2 separate regions of the Homo sapiens genome follow, and region 1 is linked to region 2. A link is an interaction called in ENCODE POLR2A ChIA-PET data of the cell type or tissue named here. Cell type or tissue: CD4-positive, alpha-beta T cell. All regions are shown on one strand. Region 1 overlaps ATN1 (atrophin 1). Region 2 overlaps C1RL-AS1 (C1RL antisense RNA 1).

Evidence for each region. Peaks named below come from ENCODE experiments on the same cell type or tissue, not always from the same donor. Only the 100,000 strongest peaks of a DNase experiment are listed, where the experiment ranks them.
Region 1: POLR2A ChIA-PET joins it to region 2 with 5 read pairs; 28 of 35 experiments call an interaction of 5 or more read pairs at or near these places.

What each region holds. Positions count from the first base shown.
Region 1 is chr12:6,936,492-6,938,991 of GRCh38, reverse strand. ATN1 (atrophin 1) reads right to left here. Exons shown (of 10, transcript NM_001940.4): 5 at 1,431-2,500; 6 at 925-1,147; 7 at 1-511. Among named protein-coding and RNA genes, the nearest start is that of RNU7-1, 6.1 kb to the left of the region's middle. RefSeq lists a silencer at 1,394-1,463. In CD4-positive, alpha-beta T cell, CTCF peaks have their summits at 579 and 789 (motif pointing right); DNase peaks (open chromatin) are centred at 1, 51, 941 and 2,171; H3K4me3 peaks cover 1,877 bases; H3K27ac peaks cover 2,275 bases.
Region 2 is chr12:7,112,362-7,114,861 of GRCh38, reverse strand. All of the region lies in intron 6 of C1RL-AS1 (C1RL antisense RNA 1), which reads right to left. Among named protein-coding and RNA genes, the nearest start is that of C1RL, 4.4 kb to the right of the region's middle. RefSeq lists an enhancer at 1,094-1,595. In CD4-positive, alpha-beta T cell, a CTCF peak has its summit at 1,375 (motif pointing right); a DNase peak (open chromatin) is centred at 1,381.

The DNA.
Region 1 (2,500 bases), 180 kb after region 2:
CTGGCCCAGCTGCCAGCGCTAGACGTTCTCGCTCCAGGGGCCCCAGGCTCGGATGAAAGGGGAAAGGGTGCAGGCCAGGTGGGCCAGGCTGCAGAGCCAGGCCCCCATGTCGGGGAAAGGGATCCAAGCCCGGCCCAGGGACCCCATGTAGGGGTTCCAGCTCACTAGGCTTCACCTCAAAGCCAGGCTTGAGGCGGTCACGGAGGTCTCGTTCACGGGCTTCCCGTTCCCTCTCCCGGGCAGCTGGATCACTGCTGTACAGGGCCGGGACATTGTAACCCAGGAGCCCCGGGTCCACTGCCCCCAGGGGCACGTAGAATGGATGGTTGCGATTGCCAGGAGACATGACATGAGGCCGGGCATATTCACTGAGAGTGCGCAAGGCTGGAGTGTCAGGACCCAGGTAGGGGGGCACTGTAGCCACCGCACTGCCCGGTTCAAATGGAGGGCGATGGGGCACTGGGCCCAGAGATGGGCATTCCACCGGAGCACGGCCCTCCTGAGCCAACTTCTGTGGGATACAGGGAAAAGTGGAGTCAAAGCGGCAGTTATGAAAAGAGGTGGCTGGTTTTAAGCTGCCCATTTGTTTCGACAGCCGAATGCCAAAATGCCTCAACTCATTGAAACTCTGCCCACCTGGAACTTAACTGCGGCCCCCGCTCCCGAATATTTGCCCTTCTTGGGATCCACAGGTAGTCCCATCTGAGCATGCCTTTTCCCAACCCAGGAATGCAGATGGCTCTCGCTGAAAACCTTTTGGGCTCCATTTCCTGGGCTGCAGTGGTACCTCCCCTCCGACAGGTGGCGACGTGACTCGCCCGCCCACCCAGCCACAGCCCCGCAGCGTAGCGTAGCGCAGCGCAGCGCAGAGGGAAGGAAGGAAAGAGGGAAAGAAGGCGGTGGCGCAGGCAGTGACGCACTCACCACGCTGCGTTCAAGCTCGCGCTCCTTCTCGCGCTCGCGCTCTTTCTCGCGTTCCCGCTCGCGCTCGCGCTCCTTTTCTTCGCGCGCGCGCTGCTCGGCCTCGCGCCGCACCTTCTCCACCAGGTCGGCCCGCTTCTTGGCCAGCTTGGAGCCCTCCAGTGGCACGAAGTACAGGTCGCTGCGCGCGCACGAGTTGAAGCCGCGATCCAGGTGTTTGTTGAACCTGCCGGGCGTGGAAGCAGCGGGCGCTCAGGCGGTGCGAGCTGCCCGATGGAGCCCGCAGCGCCGCGGCCCCGGCGAGTGCTTGTAGCCCCCGCCTCAAAACCACCCCTGCAGGCTGTGAGCTGCTGCGGGCCTCACTGGCCACTAGGCCTGGACGGAGGAGAGGGGCGTGCTTTTCTAAAACACTACACCAGCGCAAGGCCCCTCCCTGCTACTCCCTCTCTCGTCGCCGCCTTGTCGTCGTCCCCTTTCCAGGCCCACCTCCGCCCCACCTGGCCGCTCACCTGGCAGACTGACTGGCATGGCTGGGTACATCTACCACCTTGGGAGGGGGCGAGGGGCTGCGGGCTGGGGGCACCGGGCTCTCGGGGGTCTCATACTCCTCAGCCGGCTCCTGTTTGATCTGCGTGGCGCTCAGGGGCGGCCCTGAGGCAGGGGCCGCAGGTGGTGGTGGCAGCGATGGCAGGCCTGAGGGCCCCGCAGGTGGCAGGGGCCCAGGTCCCACGGTGGGCGAGCCCGGCTTGAAGGTCCCTGGGCCTGCAGGTGGCGAGGTTCCTCGATAGCCCGGTGGGGTCCCCGTTCGGAAGGAGGGAGGCGACCCGGGTTTGTATCCGGGTGGGGTGGCTGTCTTGTAGGCCCCCGGGGACGGGGCTCTCTTTCCGTACGGTGGGGGCCCAGGTGGGGAGGCCGTTTTGTAGCCTGCTGGCGAGGAAGCCACGGTGGCAATGACCGTGGAAAGGGTAGCCGAAGAGGTGGTGACCGTAGGCACCGGTGGGAAAGGGTAGGGCGCCCCTTGAGGGCCCTGGGAAGGGGAGGGGTGTGAACATGGGTAGGACCCTTGAGAAGTGGAAGAGGAAGAGTTGGAAGAGGAAGAGACTGGAGGGCCATTGGGGCCTGCTTGGCTGTAGGACACCTGGCTGTGAGGTGGGGGCAGGTGTGCTGGCCCTGGTGGGTAGGGCCTCAGAGACCCCAGGGAGGGAGACATGGCGTAAGGGTGTGCGTGGTGGGAGCTACCGCCCTCCAGTGGGTGGGGAAATGCTCCAGGAGGAGGGGGCCCAGAGTTTCCGTGATGCTGCTGCTGCTGCTGCTGCTGCTGCTGCTGCTGCTGCTGCTGCTGTTGCTGTTGCTGGTGGTGATGGTGATGTGTTGAGACTGGTGGGTGGGCGGTGGACTGGGCCCCAGTAGAGGGAGGGAAGGGGCCTGGATGGGCATTGCTGTTGGCTAAGAGGCGGCCATAGGGAGGAGGTGGTGGGGGACCCTGGCTCCACACAGCCTGGGATGGGAGAGAAGGCTGAGTATACTTGGGGGGCTGATTGGAGACAGAGAGGCTTGTTGGGGGAGGGAAAGAGTGGGG
Region 2 (2,500 bases):
ACATGAAATAAAAGACAGAGATGGGATTTGAACCCAAACAGATTGGAGCCTGACCACCCAACCCTCAGTTTCTCCACCTCGCCCCTATTGACGTTCAGGACCAGGTAACATTTTGTTGTGGGACCTGCTGCCTTGTGCACTAGGATGCTTACCAGCATCACTGGCCTGTATCCACTAAATGCCAGTAATGGAAAAAAGAAATCTCTAGATATCATCAAATATCCCCTGGGGAGCAAAACTGCTCCTTGTTGAGTACCACTGATCTAACCATTTTGCTATTCTATTCTGCTTCCTAAGCAAGTAATGATATTTATTGTTTGCCAAATGACAGACACTGCCCTAAGCAATTCTGGTTATTAACTCATTTAACCCTCACACCAACCCTCTGGTGTGGGTACCGTTGTCCTCATCCTTGTTCTTCAGATGAGGATGTTAAGAGGCACAGAGAAATTATGTAAGCTGGCCTTGGTCACCAAACTTTTAAATGGTAGAGCCTGGGTTTAAACCTGGTGAGTGTGGCACACAAGCCCACTCCTTTAAGCAGCATGTTATGCTGATGACTGAAGAACACGGCATTGGTCGGGGAGTCACACATGCAAACGCAAGGCATGTTTGTGAAGCCATAGCATCATGACCGCGCCTGGAACACACATGCGAGGCGGCAGCGGTGGAGAGCGAAGCCAGAAAGTCATGCAGAGCCTGATTATGAAGGAAGAACCTGACGAGACAAACAAGTGGCTGGGGCTTCATCTCATGGATCAGGAGGCACAGTCATTGAAAAGTTTTAACCTGGGAAGGGGCACGATTGATTGAGATTTTAGATACTGGCAGAGTAGGGAGGATGGGCTTAAGGGCTAAACCTAGTGGCTGACACTCCATTGGGGTTGAGCTAGCGACTGCCTAGGTGTCCATAAGGCATGGAAGTCAAGGCCCTGACATGAAAGCCTGAGATAACTTGGGGGTGGAGGAGTGTGACCCATTAGGGTCACCCCTCTGCCCTGGGCTGTCCACATCTCCACTGGCCATGCCAGACAGAAGCAAAGGGTCCCAGTCTGGCTGACTCAGCCGCCTCATCACCCCTGCTGCTCTTCACCTCGCTCCTGTATCTCCCTCCTCACCTGGCACTGGGCACAAAAGCCCCCACGTGTCCCAGCCCAGGGCAAGGTATCTAGAGATAAGACAGGGAAGCTGTGGACAGAAATGGCTCGTGCTGCCCCAGACTCCTCTGCCTGGGCTCTCCTGTGGCTGTTTGGATTCCAGGAGAGGGCAAGCTCCTCTCTAAATGCTGGGGGCTCATGAAGGCTGCAGAGAAACTCCCTGGCCAGGAAGCCCCAAGGCACTTTCTGTTGTCCTGCCCTTCCCCTTTCAGGACAGAAGGGGGCAGCACCAACACGATTTTCAAAAATAAAACCAAAAATAAAGTCACTGGAGCACCCCAACCTTGTTTGCCCAGCTAAGATTGGAAAGACCCATGCCTGGCCTAAGTTTATATGCAAGGACAAAAACTTCTTCATTAATCATGTGGATTAAAGATGCCGATTAAAGGATCCATCCCCTCATTCTCTAATCCTGTCTGGCTCAGAAAGGACCATCTGGTCACAATTATAATTTCAGATACATTTATTTTGTAACTATCAAAGTTATTAAATAATATTAAAGAAGTTTTACTAAACAGAGAAACATGGTTTAAATCATCCACAACCCCATACTCTAATAGGAAGCAGTTATTTTAGATTTTTCTCACGGGTGCTTTCTATATTTGTAAACATAGTATCCTTACAATTTGGTAGCTTGCTACCTTTACTTAGCATGCCAGGAATCCCAGCTCCCTTACCTGCACTTGGGGGCCTTAACATAGAGCAGAGGTGGCCTATGCTCTTTAGGGACACTTGGGTAAGGGAAAGGGAACTGAAGTAAATGATTGAAGTGTTAGCAATAAGGTGACCAACTGTCCTGGCGTGTCGGGGAACTTAACTGGTTTTAGTGTTGAAAACCTCATGTCCTAGGAAAACCTCATTTCTAGACAGACCAGGATGATTTCTAATAGGTTACCCTATTAGAAAAAAGTCCCCCCAAATTCAGACATCCATTTTCATTTCTACATCGGCCTTTCAGCTATACTTCTTTGCTTTTTTCTACTAGTAGTCACCCTAGGGCAACTGTTCTCAAACTTTATACCCTTAAAAAATTATTGAGAACTCCAGAGAGCTTTGGCTTATGTAGGGTATATCTATTAATAGTCACTGTACTAGAAATCAAAATTGAGAACATTTTAAATCACAAAGATACACAAGCACGCATCCCGCTCACTGCCACGGATGAATCATTGCACATCACGTAGCCTCTGTAAATCCACCATATACCATGACAGAATGAGAGGGAAAAAAGCAAAGAACATCTGAGTATTTTTATGAAAGTCATTTTGTTACCTCACAGACCCCGTGAAAGGATCTTAGGGCCTGTGGGTCTTCCCACACCACAGGGTGGAGACCCGCTGCTC